Regions from separate parts of the Mus musculus genome. Here region 2 is linked to region 1. Evidence: chromatin loops called from intact Hi-C (ENCODE). Cell type or tissue: heart. All regions are shown on one strand. Links, peaks and the distances in the headings refer to the core of each region. The heading gives the core; the rest is flanking DNA.

Region 1 (11,464 bases), core at 526-8,525:
ATGGCTGCTTCCTGTATGGTACTTTTCTGTTATGAGCCCTTCCTTTCCTTGCAGCCTCTCCTGGAGCAGGCTTTCTCACCAGATGGTCCCGAGAATGCAGATTTGCGTTTTAGATGTTTTACTTCTAATCCTACTGCTTCTTAGTGATGCACCAGGCCCTTGATTCTCATTGCCTAGTGGATAAACCTACGTGACTTAATAGTGCCAGGTAACCCCAGTCTTGATTCCCACAGTAGTAGTATAGTAGGGTGTGTTTGTCTAATTGATGTTACACAGAGTCTGTAACTCTGCAGTGAGATAGATCATGGTTCACTTTTTGAATTCAGCCTTTTGTAAGCAAAGCCTTTTTCTAGGAGGAACAGATTAATAATTTTATTAAAGCAAAGGTGAAAGGGGATCTAAGGCCACATGTACCACGAATGACATGTATAAATACCGGAACTGCTTCCAACAGTGAGAAATAGTTCTCAGGTGCAGAGGCACCCAGTGACCAAGCATGGAATAGTTTGAAGTGAAGGGGATGAAGGTTTGAGGATACAATTTAAGGAACCACGATTTTACATTTTCCCTTACATGTAAAAAAGAATATTCTAGAAAGGCCAGGAAGTAACATCTGTACAACCTATTTCCACTAGGTCTATAGCATGTGAAAACAAGCAGTTTTAAATAGATGCGGTCACTAGAACACTGCTTTGATGCCCAGTTCACCTGAGACACTAAAGACAGGATCTCTCTTACCCAAAGAACACTGGGCTTGCTGCCTCTCGCTTTGCATCATTAGCTGAGTGAGTTCTGACTAGACTTCTCTGTTTCCCAAAGTGCCAAGTGAGATTACACTAGGGATTTATTTGCAGGAATCCTAGCACTGAAATCCTTTGTCCAAATAAACTTTTAAGGATTCCCTAGGGCAAAAGAGAGCTGGAATCTGAAAACTTCTGTGTGAAGCAGGTCTTGGGCATCCAGAGCCCAGACAAGCATCTCTTTGTTCACGTACATGGTGCTCCACAGAGAGATTCAGAGAGCCGGGAAGTCCCTGGCGGTGTAAAACCTGAGAGTCAACCCAGCTCTGAACAATCTAAAACTTAAGGAAACTTTTCTCCTCAACTTACAAAACATTTTTTTCCTTAGTTTAATGGATCAGTATCGGTTTTTAACTTTACTCAAATCCAAAAGAAACAGGGGTATAGTTTCACAGGGTCGTTGCCTTCTGGGTATTAAGGAGATATTTGAAGGTATATGGGGTGGGGGTGGGGGATAGTTAAATGAAGATAACAAGACAGGAAAGGAGTGAGCTGAAAATCATCCAAGGAAGGCAGCTGTGTTATAGCAAGAAACATTATAAACCATGCAAAAGGTGGGGCTAGAAAAAGAGAATAGAGAGAAGACTACAGGAGAATTAGGGGCAGAGGCAGATGGTTAAGACAAACCGGCTAAGGAGTGGTGAAAGTCAATCCAAACAAAGAAAAATCATTGCACTTCCAGACCAAAAAAAAAAAAAAAAAAAAAAAAAAGAGGGTGCAGAACCTTGTTGTCAATTGAGTAGGAAAGAGACAATTACACAGGGAGGGGCTTGACAAAGGAGAGAAGAAAGAGATCAGTGCACTAAGAAACAATGTTGCTAGGTGCCCTTTACAGCTGTGTCTGCAGGGAAGACTGGAGAGACTGCAGCGGAAAATGAGCTCAGGAAAAAAAAAGAAAAAAAAAAGCTTCGGCAGAGCAGGTAAGAGGAGGCTGTTCAGATTTATGGATTTTATTAAGCCAGTTTTCTGAATCACTCTGCTATAAAGGAAAATAGCTTCTGCAGAGCTGTCTCCCCTCCTTCAGGTGAAGAACAAAGGCTAGGCGGAGCTAGGAACAGACGTGGGGGGGGGGGGGAGTCTGCAAGATCATTGTGTCTGCAGCCCAGGTGCTTTTGGGTACTGCACCACAGCACCTCATCACGGTTTATATCAAAGATAGGAATCGAGAATCAGTCCATATGAGGTTGCAGTGAGCCTGCATCTGTTACCCTTCCAAACAATAAATAAACAGCCAGAAAAACGGATCCCAGTCCATCTACAGCAAGAAATTTCAAGCATGTACTTTATGATAATACTGGATCCCGGGTCTTTCAGAGACTGCCGGCAGCAACGAGACAGGGTCCCCTCCACCCTGAATGTCGATGCTTCAGAGTGCTGAGGGGGACATAATTTATAGCACAAACCCTACAGCTTCCACTAAGGTTGAGTTTTCCTCTCCTCTTCTTGCCTTTTTATTGGCTTTACTGCATGGTTGCCAATAGCAACATCCACTGGTAGCAAAGGGAGTTCAACACCATTGCAATCTGCCAGACAGTAGAGGCCTGACAATGTCAACCATCAATCAAATAGCTGTTTGTAATTGCTTCCATCTATTTCCCCTGTCTCAAGGTATCTTTCCCATTGTGGGTCAAGATTCAGAAACTGCTGACTAATGTCCCGGGTTGGTTCCTCCATGACTATGGAGAAGTTCAAGAGAGGGCGGTAGCCCACTTGATGTCGAACCCTGGAGCTTAAAGGTTGGGATTCTAGGGCTTGAAGGTATTTTTAAATCCCCTGCAAAGCAATTTCTTTCCCATGTACCTGAGTCATGTCCGATCTCTATCCAAAGCACAGAGAGAGGGGACTTCCCAAGCCTTATTTAGCACTGTTGTTTCTTGCTGAAGGAAGGCATCTGAAATATGAGCCTTCTTCAAAATAAGACTCGAACAGACAAGATTGCCTCCTTCCTCGGGTCTTTAGGCATGAACAGCTGAGATGAGGCCATCCTACTTTTGTATGAGATGTATTTTTTCAGAATGTTTATTCGTACTGGTGAGTATGTTGCTAATCCGCACACAAGCTACCGCACAGCTGGAGATCGTGGTGAGCAAGGGCGCCTGGGCGGCCAGCCAAGGGTGCCTACCAGTCCACAGCAGGGCAGGACTCCATCCTAGCTGGCTGCCCATGGGCCTCTCGTTTTGGGATTCTGAACCTCTGCAGGTTTCTATCTGTTAAATAAAAGCACCAACTTTTATTCAGTTTCTGCTTCAAAGGACCAAGCTATGCTTTGCTTTGGAAAATTCATCCAGGGTCATTTTCTTTCTACTTCTCAAATAAAATAGAAGCAAACCTGAGAGAGCCTGAGAGCCATCTTCTCACTGAAAGATGCAAAAAAAAAAAAAAAAATGTATGCATAGAGGGAGCAGACACAGAACAACCTTCCTACAAAGTGTCTGAGCCTGCTTCTAATGACCGTGAATGATGTAGCCATCAGTACCTGCTTGTAACCGTGTTCTCTTAGTTCATAAAGAACCGTTTTCAGTTATCTCACAGCATTGCATCCGTATGGGAATCATTAGTTTAGAAGGGAATTTATAAAGAGAACCAAGAAAAGTAAAAATGGCACATGCACTTCCTGTTTCTGAAACCTGAAGGCCTACATGCTTCCCAGGACTTCGGGTTTGCAAGTATCTTGGATTTAAAACGATCTTAGAATTTTTTTTTTATTAGTGCAATGACAGTAATATGTTTCTGGAATTCCACTGCCTTCTCTGTATGTCAGAGTTTCGCTTATTTTAGTCAAGTCATTAGGCTGACTTTACTCAATCTACTTTGTAGAACAATTATTTTTAAAACCCAGTTCTCTTGCTGACCCTGGTGAGTTACAGAAAGGCACACACACACACACACACTAATCATCGTTTATAGTAATAGAAACAATGCAACCAAAATCTAAATATGTTTGGAATAAATCCAAATATAAAGAAAAATGCATTGGCATGGGCCCGGGGAAGACAAAAAGATTAACAACAGTAACTGAATGTAACCTAATTTGGGACCTTAAGAGCTCTGTCACGCCTCCTTTAGTGAATTCTGAATGTTTCATAGCAGCAAACTGGGACTGTTTTTCTGCCATGTGCTGTCAAGAGCTCCCACACCCCAATTATACTAGGAGTTTAGAGGTTAAGTCTGGCTATTAGTGGCCAAAGTATCACACACTTCCTAAGTCAGCAGCTCTCAACCTGTGTGTGGAGATCCCTTTGGGGGTCACACATCAGGCGTCCTACATAGCAGATATATATTTACATTAAAATTCATAGCAGGAGAAAGTTACAATGCTGAAGTGGCAATGAGGGTAATTGTATGGTTGGGGGCCACGACACCATGAGGAACTGTGTTAAAGGGTCGCAGCGTTAGTAAGGTTGAGAGCCACTGCGCTAACTGAACAATAACTAGAACACAAACAGAAATAAACCAGGCTGTGTCTGGAGAATTTCATGGGGGGGGAGGGGGGGCATTAGATTTAGCAGCACCCAGTGCTGTGTTCTCCTTGTCCATGCACCCCTGCCCCTGCCTAGTGATTTGGGGTTGTACAGACTTTGATTTTTGAATGTCCTTGCATGTCTGTGCATCTCTCAGCAGCACTAAGGGCAAACTGTTCATCTGTGTCAGTCTGTACCAACCAATGTCTCTCAATGTACACTCTGCTGCAAAAGTGTTCTATGAAGTAAATTAACTATTTGCTAAAAAAAAAAAAAAAAAAAAAAAAAAAAAAAACCCAAGTGTGTTCTTTGAGACCATCGTTTGGGTGAGTTCCCTTCTGTGTCTATGTGTGTGTTAGAGTGCTCATTTTTCTTTTGCTCTAGCGTAGATTTAGATGAGATCATATTTACAGCAGTTTTAAAGCATAGCGCAAGTGTGGAGATAGTAGTCTAGTTATTGAGTCTCGTTCCCTCGGAGGGCTGTTACTTTTGCTATTTTCTTTTGATTTACAACAGTTTAAAAAGGATTCCCTACTGACTTGCTTCCTAATTACTGTTGCTTTACACAGAAGAAGGAGAAGACGCGCTCCTCTGTTTGTGTCCTTTCCAGGCTAATCATTGTAGGAACACTTGGTTTAATGCTGCTTGTCCATTTCAGAAGCAACTACACGTGGCTTTGAAACGGGCTACTTAAAAAAAAAAAAAAAAAAAAAAAAGAGACTTCTTGTTTTTAATAAAATGCTTAATGGTTAACTAACACTCTGGCATAGTCTTTGTTTTGAGGGCTGGAAGAAAGATGCTTTCTAATACCTACCATTTAAATTGTGACCGTTTAGCTCATTAACTTTGACCAGTGCCGTCTGATTGTGTGTTAGGAGTCCCGGGGCCTCATTTTTAAACTGACAAAAGATTCTTCGCATTACTGAAGGCTGTCTGGAGGTAGAAGAATTCTGTAGCCGAAAGCTATTCCTCCATCCATTATGCATTGCTTACATCTGCATGGACAGTTACACAAGGTGGGGTCACATCTACACAAGACTGACAGCCACAGTGATGTAATGCAATTATGCAATGGCTTCAGTACTTAAACTTTAAAATTCTTACACCATTATGCCTCTTCTATCAGAATGGACTGCAACAAATAATCTAGAGCCAGATCAAATGGCTGAGGAAGGAGACACCCAAGGAGAGAGAAGAGAGGTGTAGTGTGGCCCTCTACTGGACAGTATAAGCAAATACCAGCGCTGCCTGCTGCAGCCACTGGCTTCTTTGTGTATTGCAGCCTGCAGTTCTACAGTGAAGTGGAACCTCACAAAAGGTCTGTGGGGATGAATAAGGGAAGTTAGGCAAAGGGGGCCTGGTGATGATCGTGGTGCATGCTTTCTGTATCTTTCTGTATACACACAATACTGGGGCTTGGAGTAGCTCTTTCTTTGAAAGGCTGCCCAACTGTTTGACAAACTAGGATGCACAGTTTCGCCTTCTCCGCTAATCCCTTTTGTAAACAATAACGCTCCTGCACTATCCAAGACAAGTTGATTTAGTAACACTGTAAACTTTAAAATCCAAGCTACTTGATCAAAATCAAAGTCCATTCAAGAAAGAGATCTTTGGATATTGAGGAAGATTTCTCTGAAAGGTAAGACCCACATGAGATGAAATGACTCTCCAACTAAACATGAATGATCTTGTTGATTCTGCATAGAGACGGCCCCAACATTTCAAAAGACTGAACTCAGGCTCCTAAAACTCAGTCAATTACGTTACAGATTTGGCCCTAATTTTGATTCCCTGTTCATAGTGGAGATGGGTTTGAGATGACCAAAGTTCAATGGGACTGAGCTCCTGGAAAAAAAAGGTCAGGAGCCATAGAGGAGAAGAAAACTCTACCTTTACAGATGACTTCCTTTATTAAGGAAGATGCGTGCATGTGACTGTGCGTAAGACACTCATGAATTAGCAATGCACCAGCCACAAATGCTCACATTCATAGGGTAACCAGATAAGTAAAAGGGAATCTCGATCCATTGTACATTTGATTGCCTTGTATTTGGGCAGGAAGAACAGAAGGATACTAAGAACCAAAATGCTTTTGCCCTGCTATGTTTTGCATACTCTTCCTGGTAACCACCTCTCCCCTAGTCCAGCAAAGCCAGCCATGAGTGTCACACTACCTTCTCAATCATTAACTCCTTTCTTTATGTCTCTAATGCACTTTATAAGAACCACTGCATGTTGTCCTATTGCTGAGGATAATATTGCAGATTTGCTTTTGACATATACTCCAGCTCGTCAAGACCCTAATGTAAACAAAAATGATAGTTTATACTTCGTAATATTCTACTTGGTTTGTTTTCCAGGCCTTCCATCATTAATTAAAAGATCTCCTTTTATCTCTCCCATCCAAGAAACAATGAAACGACTCCCCAACTGCCTATCAGAGACCAAATAAAAGTCAGCCTATCACAGCGGTAGTTCTGGTCATGCCAATTTCACAGTGGGATTGGTGCTCATTGCATTTTGAAAATGACCCTGCCCTCCATCTGTCTAAGCCAAATGCCCTGCTCTTTTCAAGCCAGGCCATTGGAGCCACTTTCCATGAAATAAGGAGGAGGACACAAAATGGCTACCCTCCTGTGTACTTTAGCTGCTGTGCTCATAGACAGACAGCAACACAGAGAGGTAGCCAAGAAATTTGGGAGAAAGCTGACAATCCTTTCGGTGTGTGTGGGAGGGGGTGGGATGTAAGTACAGTTTTTTTCATCATGTAAGTACAGTTTTGCAGACAGAGAGACTGAAAGGATAAAAGGTCATTTCCTGATTTCATGTTTATGCATCATAATTTAAGGCCAGCTTTTTCACAATAACAGTCTATGCATAAAGATTTTTAAATACTGAGTGTGAATTTCCAAATTCAAATGTCAGGCAGGGCAGCAGTTGTAAAGGAGACATATCATATTCTTTAATATGTGAGCATCACATACCCCCACCACAGACTTCACCTAAAAGGGTACCAGAAAATCAGAGTAATAGTAAACTCAGAGTGGGGATATAGAAGTAGTCCTTACCTGCTTTCTGTAAAAAAAAAAAAAAAAAAAAAAAAAAAAAAGATCTTTGGTGGACCAAAGGCCCACTCCACACACATAAAATGGGTGCAATCTGCTCCTTCCTTCTTATTGATTGCAGAAATGCCCCTTGTGTGATGACATCCAAGAAGTCACATGGCTGCAAATTCTCCACATGAGGGAAGGCTGAACGCACATAAAATCGGCTGTTATATGATAGGATTATACGATAGGAGCAAATGTATACCTGCTTCAGCCTTTTCCTTGTGATACCAGGAACTAGGGGATACCCAACCCCACTAGTCATTGTATATCTGTTTGAAAGTGCAATTGAGTCATGGAAGTCAGAAGCCTACTGCCCACACCAATTTACTTGATTGTTTCTATAGAAAAAAAAAAAAGGGACACAGCAATCTTTCCTCATACACACTTGGTGCCCTCATTTGGCAGGCCTTTACAGTTTCTTGGAGACATGAAGATAGAATGATTTGCCATTCACCGTTTCTCATGGAACCTAGTTCTTGGTTGTCATGGTTCAGCCTCTGTAGTGTTTGAATGAGAATGTCCCTCGTAGGTTCAGATGTTTGAACACTTAGTCCCCAGCTGGTGGCACTGTTGGGGAAGATGTGGCATTGTTGGAAAAGATATGTCACTGAGATTTTAAAAAGTTTCCGCCATCTCACCATCACACTATCTACCTCCATCTTGGAGGTGACAGAGAGCTGCTTCTGCTGAGAATCTGGGTCAGGAACTCAACTATGACTCTTTCAGAAGGTCTGCTTTAGTCGATTCTGGAGAAAGCCTGATTTGATGCTATTGTCTATCTGCTCCTTGGCTTGTGTGATTTTACTTAGCACAGTTACCCAACTAGACACTCTGATCTGCCTAGGACTCTCATTGGGAATCCTAGCTAACCTCTTCAATGGCTGCCCTAGTTGATTTCAACTAATATTTGTAAGCCTTCAATTTGATTATATTGAATTATCGATCTGATGTTTCTATCAGCTATTTCCTACTATTTTACCTTTGCTTACTATATTCTTAATAAACGGACGTTCAAAACCCAAAAACAAACAAACAAACAAAATGCCCGCCATTTGTAGATCATTTTCTACTTGGTGCAGAATGCTTGGTCACTGTACTATTCTATTAAGAAGTACACACTTAGTTCGGCACTAACGGATAATTCAGCAGATTTCAAAATATACAATAGGGAAAAAAAGTACAAGCCTCAAAAAACCTCCAGGGACCCCAGGCCCTAATCAGGTTACTGCTCTTCCACAGAGAGGTCACACTATCTAGCTAGAAAACAAGCAACGCTCACTCGTTCTAACGAGTAAAGGGAGTCTAAAACTCCTACTAACGGCCTAAAAGTCTTATGACCTTTTCCTATCTGAATTGAATACACAAACAATACGCCAAGTCCCCAGATTTCAGTACTCGTGAAATAAGACTACAACTCCCAGAATGCAAAGTGGATACGTCCCATTGGGGAAGTAACAATGTTGCATGCCGGGAGAAACCGGGAGTATAATGTCTGGACTACTTGCAACAAGTTTCTGTCCCTTCTCCGACTTCTGTCCCAACCCAGTTTGTAATCTTATAAGACAAAACAAAAAAATTCAGGGATTATGTCAACGGTTCCTAGTCATGCGGAACAGATCCTTTCTACCTCAGACCTAACCGCCACCCGCTGGATGAACTTCCGTTTCCGGTTACCTAGTTTCCTTGGAAACTAGCACGCGCTACAATTTTGGCGGCTATGGCGTGGCAAAGCAGCTCTAAAGTTCCCGACGGTGAGTTCACAGCGGTGGTGTACAGGCTCATCCGCGACTCCCGCTACTCAGAGGCGGTGCAGCTGCTAAGCGCAGAGCTGCAGAGAAGCTCCCGCAGCCGCGCAGGGCTGTCGCTGCTGGCCTACTGCTACTACCGCCTGCAGGAGTTCGAGCTCGCTGCAGAGTGCTATGAGCAGCTGAGCCAGATGCACCCGGAACTCGAGCAGTACCGCCTGTACCAGGCCCAGGCGCTGTACAAGGCCTGCCTGTATCCAGAAGCCACCAGGGTCACCTTCCTCCTGGACAACCCCGCCTATCAGACTCGAGTCCTTCGTCTCCAGGCTGCTATCAAGTACAGTGAAGGTGACCTCCCAGGAGCCAGGAGCCTGGTGGAGCAGCTGCTGAGTGGGGAAGCTGGAGAAGACAGTGGAGGGGAGAATGACCCAGATGGTTTGGTCAACATGGGTTGTCTGCTCTACAAGGAGGGACACTATGAAGCTGCCTGCTCCAAGTTCTTAGCGGCCCTGCAGGCTTCTGGCTACCAGCCTGACCTTTCCTACAACTTGGCATTGGCCTATTACAGCAGTCGGCAGTACGCGCCTGCTCTGAAGCATATCGCTGACATCATTGAGCGTGGCATCCGTCAACACCCAGAACTCGGTGTGGGCATGACCACGGAGGGCATTGATGTTCGCAGTGTTGGCAACACTGTAGTCCTTCACCAGACTGCTCTGATTGAAGCTTTCAACCTCAAGGCAGCCATAGAGTATCAGCTGAGAAACTTTGAGGTAGCCCAAGAAACTCTCACTGACATGCCTCCTAGAGCAGAGGAAGAGCTGGACCCCGTAACCCTCCACAACCAGGCTCTGATGAACATGGATGCCAAGCCCACAGAGGGCTTTGAAAAGCTCCAGTTTCTGCTCCAGCAGAACCCCTTTCCCCCAGAGACCTTTGGCAACCTGCTGCTGCTCTACTGTAAATATGAGTATTTTGACCTGGCAGCTGATGTCCTGGCAGAAAATGCCCACTTAACTTACAAGTTCCTCACACCCTATCTCTATGACTTCTTGGATGCCATGATCACTTGCCAGACAGCTCCTGAAGAGGCTTTCATTAAACTTGATGGGTTGGCTGGCATGCTGACTGAGCAGCTCAGGAGACTCACTAAGCAAGTTCAAGAAGCAAGGCATAACAGAGATGATGAAATTATTAAAAAGGCTATGAATGAATATGATGAAACTCTTGAGAAATATATTCCTGTACTGATGGCCCAGGCAAAAATCTACTGGAATCTTGAGAATTACCCAATGGTAGAGAAGATCTTCCGCAAATCTGTGGAATTCTGTAATGACCATGATGTGTGGAAGCTGAATGTGGCCCATGTCCTCTTCATGCAGGAGAACAAGTACAAAGAGGCCATTGGTTTCTATGAGCCCATTGTCAAGAAGAATTATGATAACATCCTGAGTGTCAGTGCTATTGTGTTAGCCAACCTCTGTGTTTCCTATATCATGACAAGTCAAAACGAGGAAGCTGAGGAGCTCATGAGGAAGATTGAGAAGGAGGAGGAACAACTCTCTTATGGTGACCCAGACAAGAAAATCTACCACCTTTGCATTGTGAATTTGGTGATAGGAACCCTGTATTGTGCCAAAGGAAACTATGACTTTGGCATCTCTCGGGTTATCAAAAGCTTGGAGCCTTACCATAAAAAGCTAGGCACCGATACGTGGTATTATGCCAAGAGATGCTTCCTGTCCTTACTAGAGAACATGTCAAAGCACATGATAGTGCTTTGTGACGGTGTTGTTCAAGAATGTGTCCAGTTTCTAGAGTACTGTGAACTTTATGGTAGAAACATCCCTGCTGTTTTAGAACAGCCCTTAGAGGAAGAAAGAATTCACACCGGGAAGAATACAGTCACATATGAGTCCAGACTGTTGAAAGCTTTGATTTATGAGGTCATAGGGTGGAATATGTAGTTGCTTCTGTTACTGACTTTTATGATAAAGGCTTTGTTATGTTGGCATTGTGTTTCAACTCTAAGCTTTTGAATTTTCACACTCTTTACATGTTATGCATTGTCTGATTTAACTGTTTATTCAGTTAGATATAGCTTTTCTTGATGAGAACCTTCATTCAATGAGATAGCAAATGAACCCAGAAGCATTTATTTAAAATAACTGAATGGAGGAAGTACCATCCGATAAAGTTTACAACGTCCACATCTTTTCGTTGCTGTTTCATACTGTGCTTTGTTGTTTGTGAACAACATCATTTTACCCATGGAGGACACGTATCTGCCATGGGCCTTAGCTACATGACATTTGGGCTTTAGAAGTAGTTTCAGGAATTACATGCTC
Region 2 (8,000 bases), core at 1-8,000, 130 kb before region 1:
TAGGAAACCACGCTGTGTGAGAAATGCAGGAGCTTTGTTACATTCAGAATGTATGTAAGAAGAAGGCCCAGAGACATCATTGCCTTTGACAGGTGGCCTTCTTAATCTGCCACATGAAATAGGATGGTTGGAGCCACAGGGTTGTCACTTCTGGCAAGCGCACAGGTGCTGATGTTTAGTGACTTAACGGCAAAGGCAAAGGACAGTTAGGGCATCAAACACTTAAGCATCAGTTCTGTCATGCATGAGCTGATGGGTTCTAATCAGGGATCCATTTTAAGGACTTGCTTTAAAACTTAGATTGAGATTTGGAGTAGAGTCTTCAGTTTGATAGCTTTAATCTAGGTAATGAAAGATTAAGGTAATCATAGATTTGCTTCCAACAGCAATAAGCAATCAAGTAAGGTGAGGGCCCCACGTGAAATGTGTTCACCAATGTATTCATGACTTTTCTGCTGCTGCGATAAGACGCCATGACCAACATAAGGAAGAGGGTTCATTCTTAGTCTGGAATGCTGTCCTAGAGGAATGAGAGCCCATGATGGCAAAGTGGAGGCAGTGTAACCGGCAGTGGACTTGGGGGCCAAAACAGGAAGCTGAGAGCTCACATGTTGGAGAGCAAGCATGAAGAAGAAAGAGTTGACAGGCATGAGGCATTTAATCTCAAAGACCACCCCCAGTGACACACTGTCTGCAGCAAGACTGCACCACCCAACCCTTCCTAAACAGCGCCACCTACTGAGAACCAAGACCATGTGGGACAATTTTCACTCAAACCACCAGAACCAGGATGTCAAAAAAAGATGCCCAAAGTGTTTAGCACAAAGATTTAGTTATAGAAGGCACACCACAAAAATGTGCTGCTATGAGCTTCCTAGAGGCATCTGTCTAATAAATATTTATTATCCCAGAGTGAGCAGATCTGATTTATTCTACTTAAAATTTGAAAGTCAACTCCAAGGAGCTGGAGAGATGGCTCGGCAGTAAAACAGAAGCACTGGCTGTTCTTCCAGAAGTCTTGAGTTCAATTCCCAGCGCCTACATGGCAGCTCCCAATATAATGGAATCTAATGGCCTCTTCTGGTGTGCAGATTCATCTAGACAAAGCATTCATTCATTCATCCATTTATCCATTCATCTATCCATTCAGACAAAGCACTCATGTATATCAAATAAATCTTTTTCCAAAAGTTTGTCTCCATAGATTTTTTTTTAAATATGGCATACATTTTGAAGATAATGATAAACAATTACATGGTAGACAGTTACCTAAAGTACCTCTTCGAACATTCCATCCCATTAGACAACAGGGCAGTGTCTGAAATATTTGATAATAGAAACCGATCACTCTCAGTGCAGCTGTTCAGACACCGTGTTTTAAGTGCACTCAACTTTGTTTTAAAACTTCCAAGAGTATGTGGACCGTCACACAGCTAGATAAACACTCTGTCAGGTCATCCCAAGTAAATTGGCTTCTCTGCAAAGATGGCCACCTTTCTTAGATGGAGGATCACAGCTGGTGGCAAACTTTATTACGTCAGAGCCCATCAATAGAAATTATTTGGGATTTTGCTTCAAATCAGCTCAGCGAAAGTTGAGTGTCCTTTACTGTTCATTTGTCACCCAAAGCCACTTTGCCACCAAAGCCATCAATGTATCCTATCAGTAAATAGTCGTGCAGCCCCTTTCCAGGGAGACAGCCAGTCTGGACCCTCACCGCCCTTTGTTCTTCCACTCTGTGTAGCATTCTTCACACTCAGCTTCTCTGGTTAACTTTTCGATTCAGGAGCAAGTGGCTGGCCACCCAAACAACATCTGGGGCTAGATCTGCCTTCAGCCATCTTAGGTTCCTAGAACTGCAAGACAAGCATTTGGCTCAGGTCTCATGGCACCAGGCAGAGTGCAAAGCCAGACACTCTAGTGCTGTTTGTAGCTCTGTGTACTGCTCTTCTCTCCAAATAGAGTTAGTTGTCCTTTCCTGCTATGCAAACTGAAAACACAAACGCGTTGACTGTTTCCTTCTGCTTTCCTGCAGCCTGATAATGGTTTTATCTTGCTGCTTCTGTTTTGCTAGGAGCTAGTTCAGTCCAGAAGTTAATTAAAGTGATGGGGTTCACCAGTAGTGATTTATATGAGAAACGGCAAAGAATGCGTAAGTCGGAGCTCATCAACAAAACTGAGTTACTAGTTTCCACTTCTAAATACTTTGTAAATTAACTGTGACACAGAAGATAAATCCATCTGGGGTAGAAGTTTCCTTGTGAAAGTTTAATGTTAGTTCAAGTGTCCCAGGGATCAGCTGTTTACTTTCCTGTGTAAGCTTTATACTAATTTTATTTAGCTGTCAGAAAAATTAACCACTGAGTATATTGCGGCCAAGCTCTCACAAGCTACCGACATTTTTCATACAGGAAGACAGTGTGGATCTTATTATAACATTTTGCAATTTTTTCCTTCCAAACTATTAAAACACATTTAATGATTTTTTTATCTGATCAAACATACTATTATCTAAAATGTACGTTGCATCTTGATCCTTACTATGTAACAGAAAGCTTAGGAAATTGTAAACTTAATATAGCTTAGAAGTGTAGACGAATCCTTTAGCTTATTCAAGGATGCTCAAAACTAATAGTTAAAGTATATGTCTTCTATGTGTTATTGAATTCTGTTCTTAACTATAAGAATTTGCTTGATTTTTTTGGTCATCAACTGTGCTGTATGATTTTATGCATGTATAACAGTGATAATTTTCTTTTGAAGATTGCCTGGGCTGGAAGTCATCAGAAATTACTTCTGATCTTTTCCTGCAATTCTGCCACAGATGGGAGGTTAATGAGGTTATGTGGCTCTATTCATTTTTGAGGACTGTTATAATATAACAAAATACCACGGGCTGGAGGGCTCTGACCCTGGAAATTAATACCGTATTTCTTGAGTCTTAAGGTCAAGGTCAAGATACCAGTGGTTTGGTCTCTTTTGCAACCTTTGTTTTTGACTTACAGATGGTTATATTCTTCATGTGTTCTTACATGGTCCCTCCTTACTCTATGTGGCATCTGTGTCCTTTGTCCTAAGGTCCTGTGCTTGTAAGCACACCATTCACATTGGACTGGGTGTACTCACAGGACCTATTTTACCTTAATTACCCCCTCATAGATCCTGTCTCCAAATATGGCGACATTCTGAGAGTTAGGGAATTCAGTATGTGAATTTGGTGCAGTGAGAGACACAATTCAGCTCATAGCAAAAGCATTGTGGAAAATATTCAATGCATTTGGTAAACATCCAGATTAAACATTCCAAAGGGAAACTCACTGGGAGATATGGGGATGGACAGAGGAAAATGAGTATCTTGGAACACAGCTGGGCATTGTCTGTAGGTTTGCTCCTAGTCCTGTTGACTTGGGTCAGGGAGAAGTTGGGTGACCATGTGACAGGGTAGTAGATAGGCTTGAACTCCAGTTTAATGGTGAATCATTTTAGCATAAATATTTCTCATTATATAAGCATTTATTGCCCATATGAAATACAGTTTTAACTGGTCCTTCCTGCATATGCCTTGTCTGACATTGTTAGCCATACTGCTCAGTTTATGCTCAGATATGGTGTCTGTTATTATTTCATCAAGGAAATAGCACCTTTCCAACCTACAAATAAAGGAAGCCAGAAGAAGATTAGAGATAGAGATAATTTTCTTTTAAAATTATCTTATGCTTTATATGTCAGATCACCAAATACACTAAGTGGCAAGTGAGTGCCAAGCACACTCCTAAGGGCAGGGTCCATATTGGTGATCACAGCTAATGCTAACCTTTGATTGCATGGCCTTGTCAATCAGCTTCTCGTTGCCATGGTTACCTGAGGAAAACAGAGGCTCATGGTTTCATGGCCACTTGGCCTAACACAAGTCTGAGAGCCCAGGCTGGTGCAGAGATCTCAACTCAAGGCACCTGTAAAGAAAGGGGAGACAGGAAAGAGAAACTAAGGACAAAAGGAGCCCTTCAGAGCCATGTCACTAGTGACCTGCTTCTTCCAATCAGGCCCCACCCCCTATGCTTCTCCCATCTCCCTGTAGCACCACCAGCCAAGGATCAAACCTTCTACCCTGAGCTCTTGGGGACATTCCAGACCCAAACCACCTGGGGTACTTATTTCCATAAGCCTCAGCCTTGCCCTATGTACAAAATTAGCTTGATTTATCATAGATCTGAACTCAAAGAAACAAAAAGGAAAGTTCTGAAAAACAGTGCAAGTTGCACACATGTTCAAGACTGTGTGTGTGTGTGTGTATGTGTGTGTGTACAGTAACTTTCATGCTTCTTAGAAAAGACACATGAAACAGTAATCATAAAAAATGAACAAGTACACTAAATGAGAATTTAAAGCCTCAGTTCATTAAAGGCATAACCGGTCACAATGCACACCATGCACACAATTCCCATGCCTGTAGTCTCAGCTACTGAGAGGCAGGCAGGGTGATATTCAGGCCAGCACAGTAGCCATCCTCTTAAAACAATCAACAAAAGTGCACTGTTACACTAGACTTGGAAGCAATGTTTGTGAATATATGCACATCTATTATAGAACTTAATTCTAAAATATACAAAAAAAAACCCTTTATACCTCATTTATAAATGAGTTGTATGTGAATTATAATTGAAATGAAAAAGAAGCTAGTGTTAAGCGAGCAGAGAGCCTTAGTCTGTAATAGTTATTTGCTTCACTGATTCAAATAGTTTCAATTTAGTATTGTTAATAGATTTTCTTTTTATTAATAATAAAGGAAGTGGAAAATTGATTTAAGGAAACTGGAAGCTTGCCTTAGTCCCATGCTAAAAAAACTGACTGAGCACCACCTAGTGGCAGAGGCTTGAATTGCAGTTTTTGGGTTTGGTTTTGATTTCTTTGGTTAGCTGCTGATTTTAAAGACTTAATATACAAAAAGGAACTTGCAAACACTAAGAAAATCAAAGACAATAATAAAGTTAGGGATAAATTTAATAAAATAGAATCAAAATTACAGAATTTTTATTGAAAAAATACTCATCAGCAAAAATCATAATATATGATACCAGGCAAATACAGACGGGGTAGACTTTTAACTGACTATTCATATAATCAACATAAGGTAATGTATGTACATTATGTATGTAATAACATAAGTAATTGTATGCCTAATAATAGACACGTACTCTTGCATTAAATTTTCCTAAGAACTCTGTGAAATACAAATCCACCCAGGGGTAATAATGTTACAATTAACATTTTGCTGATGGAAACTCATTTTGTTGTTAATAAGCAAACCTAACAAATGTTATTTATCGCACAATACAATGTTTTTGTGGGTCCCTTCTGAAAGTAAAAGGGAGTTGGAAAAGCTATAGAGAAAAGAAGTAAAAAGAAGGAGAATCATGGTCACAGTAGGAGACAGATGGTTTACTTCCAGTAAACGTTACAAGGTTTCATTTGAGCATTACAATATCCTGCCATCATGTTCCTTGTTTCATACACACCTATGAACTCTGCTGCACTGCAATTAAGTTTCAAGAAGTTGTTACAAGCTTTCCAGTGTAATATAATCTTTTCCTGTTGAAAATAATAGAAAAATGCCCTCCGCCTGGGGTTTCAGATGGAGCCTCTGATTTTCAAGAACAGCTGCTGTTGAACATAAGGTGGCTCAATAGTAGTGTGACTATGCCACTTTACAAAGGAGTTCCAAAGAGCCCGAGCAAGTTCACAGAGCTGGGAAATAATGCTCTGAAAATGTGCCTGCACATACTGTATTCAGCCACTGGGAGGCGCTGTCCCCACAGCTGTGTGCTTTCACCCGTAGCAGCGTTCCTCAAAAGTTCTTGTCAACGGCTTATTAGGTTGGCATGTTGTGACATTGCTATATCATCTAAAACAGAGTTCTAAGGCTAATTAGATTTGGGAAATGCTCAGAGGCAAACTGTGATTCTCCAAGGTTGGAAAGTGCGGGAAGATTTAATGGGTCCCAAGGCTGGAGATTAGACTTGAGAATGTGTTTGATAGCATATAACATGTAAAGCTTACACTTTGTATACAGGTGTGTGATACATGTGTGTGTTTGCCTGAAAAATGTACTAGTACTAGCTAGCTTAACACCCACACGCCTACTTGTGCTGTAAAAGAAGAACCTACCCAAGGCAGCCCATTGGGAAGTTTTTTTCTTTGCCTGTTCAACTGTATAGAACATCTGTGGTTGTTACTTCATAGACGCTAGAGTTGAGTACACCTCTGGCATCACAGATGAATCTCACAGAGAGAAGATAGATAGATAGATAGATAGATAGATAGAGAGATAGATAGATAGATAGATAGATAGACACAGAAATTACATTTAACCCCCTGTGTCAGTGACTGGGATATGGTGATAAATCATGAAAATCAATTTCTTGTTCACATGATATCATCAAGAGCAAGTTGGCCACAGCTCTACAAGGATGTTTCCTTCATGTCTCAGGCTGCAAAAATAACCCTCTCTGGTCACGGATTTCTAATAATCCAGGGAGAAGAGAGCTGCTGAAACCATGTGATTGCCCGTAAGAGTCACATCTGTCACTTTCCCTAAAATCCCTATGCCCAGTAAAGGTTACACGCTATGGCTAATGTCAGTAGGGTTAGGTATATAACCCTATTGTCACATGTGTCACCTGTACAGAGCTATAGAATCTTTCCAGTGTGTTTAACAACAAGTGGGAGTAACGGAGCAAATGAAAGTGGGGTCAGCAACCAACAGTATCCATCATAGCACGCGCACACACACACACATGCACACACACGCACACACGCACACACATACACACACACACATACACATACATACACACACACACATACACACACACACACACACACACAACCAACAGTACCCATCATAGCACACACACACACACACACACACACACCCTTGCACACACCTATTACAGAGCATTTCTCAGGAGAGGTACTCACATCCTCTGGTGACTGGTCTTGACCTGCACCGTGTTCCTTTGAGAGTACCAGTGTAACATAGTCAGCCTTCAGACTGTGTCACAAACGATTCTTAGTAGTCTCTTGTTCGACATCGTAGTCACTGTCAGGTCACGGTGGTGTATGTGAGCTAAGCCCATTTTTCAGGGAGGAGGATTTGAGACACCCCCATCTTGTCCATTGCTGACATTCTGTCCTCTTCCCCATCAGGTGCTGTCGTACCACGCCACGTGTTCCAAGGCTGAAGTCGACAAGTTTAAGGTAAGGAAGAGATGGAGTTGCACTGTTAGCACACAAAGGTAAGTTTGTCTGATTCTGTCGTCCTTCTCACTGGGAACGTGAGCCACAGTCCTGGGCAGAGTAGCTTGGAATATTTTTTTTTTTTTGAGAGAGAGGTGAAAGGATTACACAGTGGAATAGTCCCTTGTAGTTTACGTAAGTCGATATGTCTTCCCATGTGTTGAACATATAGCTACAGGGTGGGGGCGAGAGGAGTCGGTTTAATAGGGTAAGGATCTGGACACCTGACTTAGGTTTTGTTTTATTATTAACTTTCGGTCCACTTAAAAATTTTAGAGCCTTATTCTCTTCTTTATCTATAAAACTAAATCAGGAGATTAAGATCAATGTAGCTAGCATTTATCACATGCCTACTGTATACCAGGAACGCTACAGGGCTTTTTCCTGTATTGGTCCATCTCAACTTCACGGCCCTGTGAAGGGTGATGCACATGATTTTCCAGTTGAGTAAGCCAGGGAGTCACCGAGTGACCAGCGTAACCAGTAACAAGGATAAGAAGTTTGATGATGAAGTTTAACCTACCACTGGAGGTCTTAACCGTGTGCCTCCCGGCTGCTGGGGTGGTCACCAACTGGTTCCCACTGCCGAGTCTATGAATGAATCTAAGATGTCCCTTTGTATCTTAGTTACCACTATTTCTTTAGGTGTGGTTCGGAAGACTATCTTGTCTCCTTGAATTCCTACAAATTGTTTTTTAACAACA

The links. Peaks named below come from ENCODE experiments on the same cell type or tissue, not always from the same donor. Only the 100,000 strongest peaks of a DNase experiment are listed, where the experiment ranks them.
Region 2: it touches region 1 in a loop (4-fold over the local background); 2 of 42 quality-filtered maps call a loop at or near these places.

What each region holds. Positions count from the first base shown.
Region 1 is chr2:75,979,362-75,990,825 of GRCm38, reverse strand. It overlaps Pde11a (phosphodiesterase 11A), which reads left to right. Exons shown (of 20, transcript NM_001081033.3): 20 at 1-5,018. It overlaps Ttc30a1 (tetratricopeptide repeat domain 30A1), which reads left to right and starts at 8,859. Exons shown (of 1, transcript NM_030188.3): 1 at 8,859-11,464. The coding sequence starts at 9,089. The coding sequence ends at 11,083. In heart, for the core only: CTCF peaks have their summits at 5,494 (motif pointing left) and 7,937 (motif pointing right); a DNase peak (open chromatin) is centred at 5,515; H3K4me3 peaks cover 121 bases; H3K27ac peaks cover 1,537 bases.
Region 2 is chr2:76,112,761-76,120,760 of GRCm38, reverse strand. Pde11a (phosphodiesterase 11A) reads left to right here. Exons shown (of 20, transcript NM_001081033.3): 10 at 7,207-7,257. Among named protein-coding and RNA genes, the nearest start is that of Gm52518, 80 kb to the right of the region's middle. In heart, for the core only: CTCF peaks have their summits at 4,859 (motif pointing left) and 5,799 (motif pointing right); no DNase peak of the experiment used is centred there.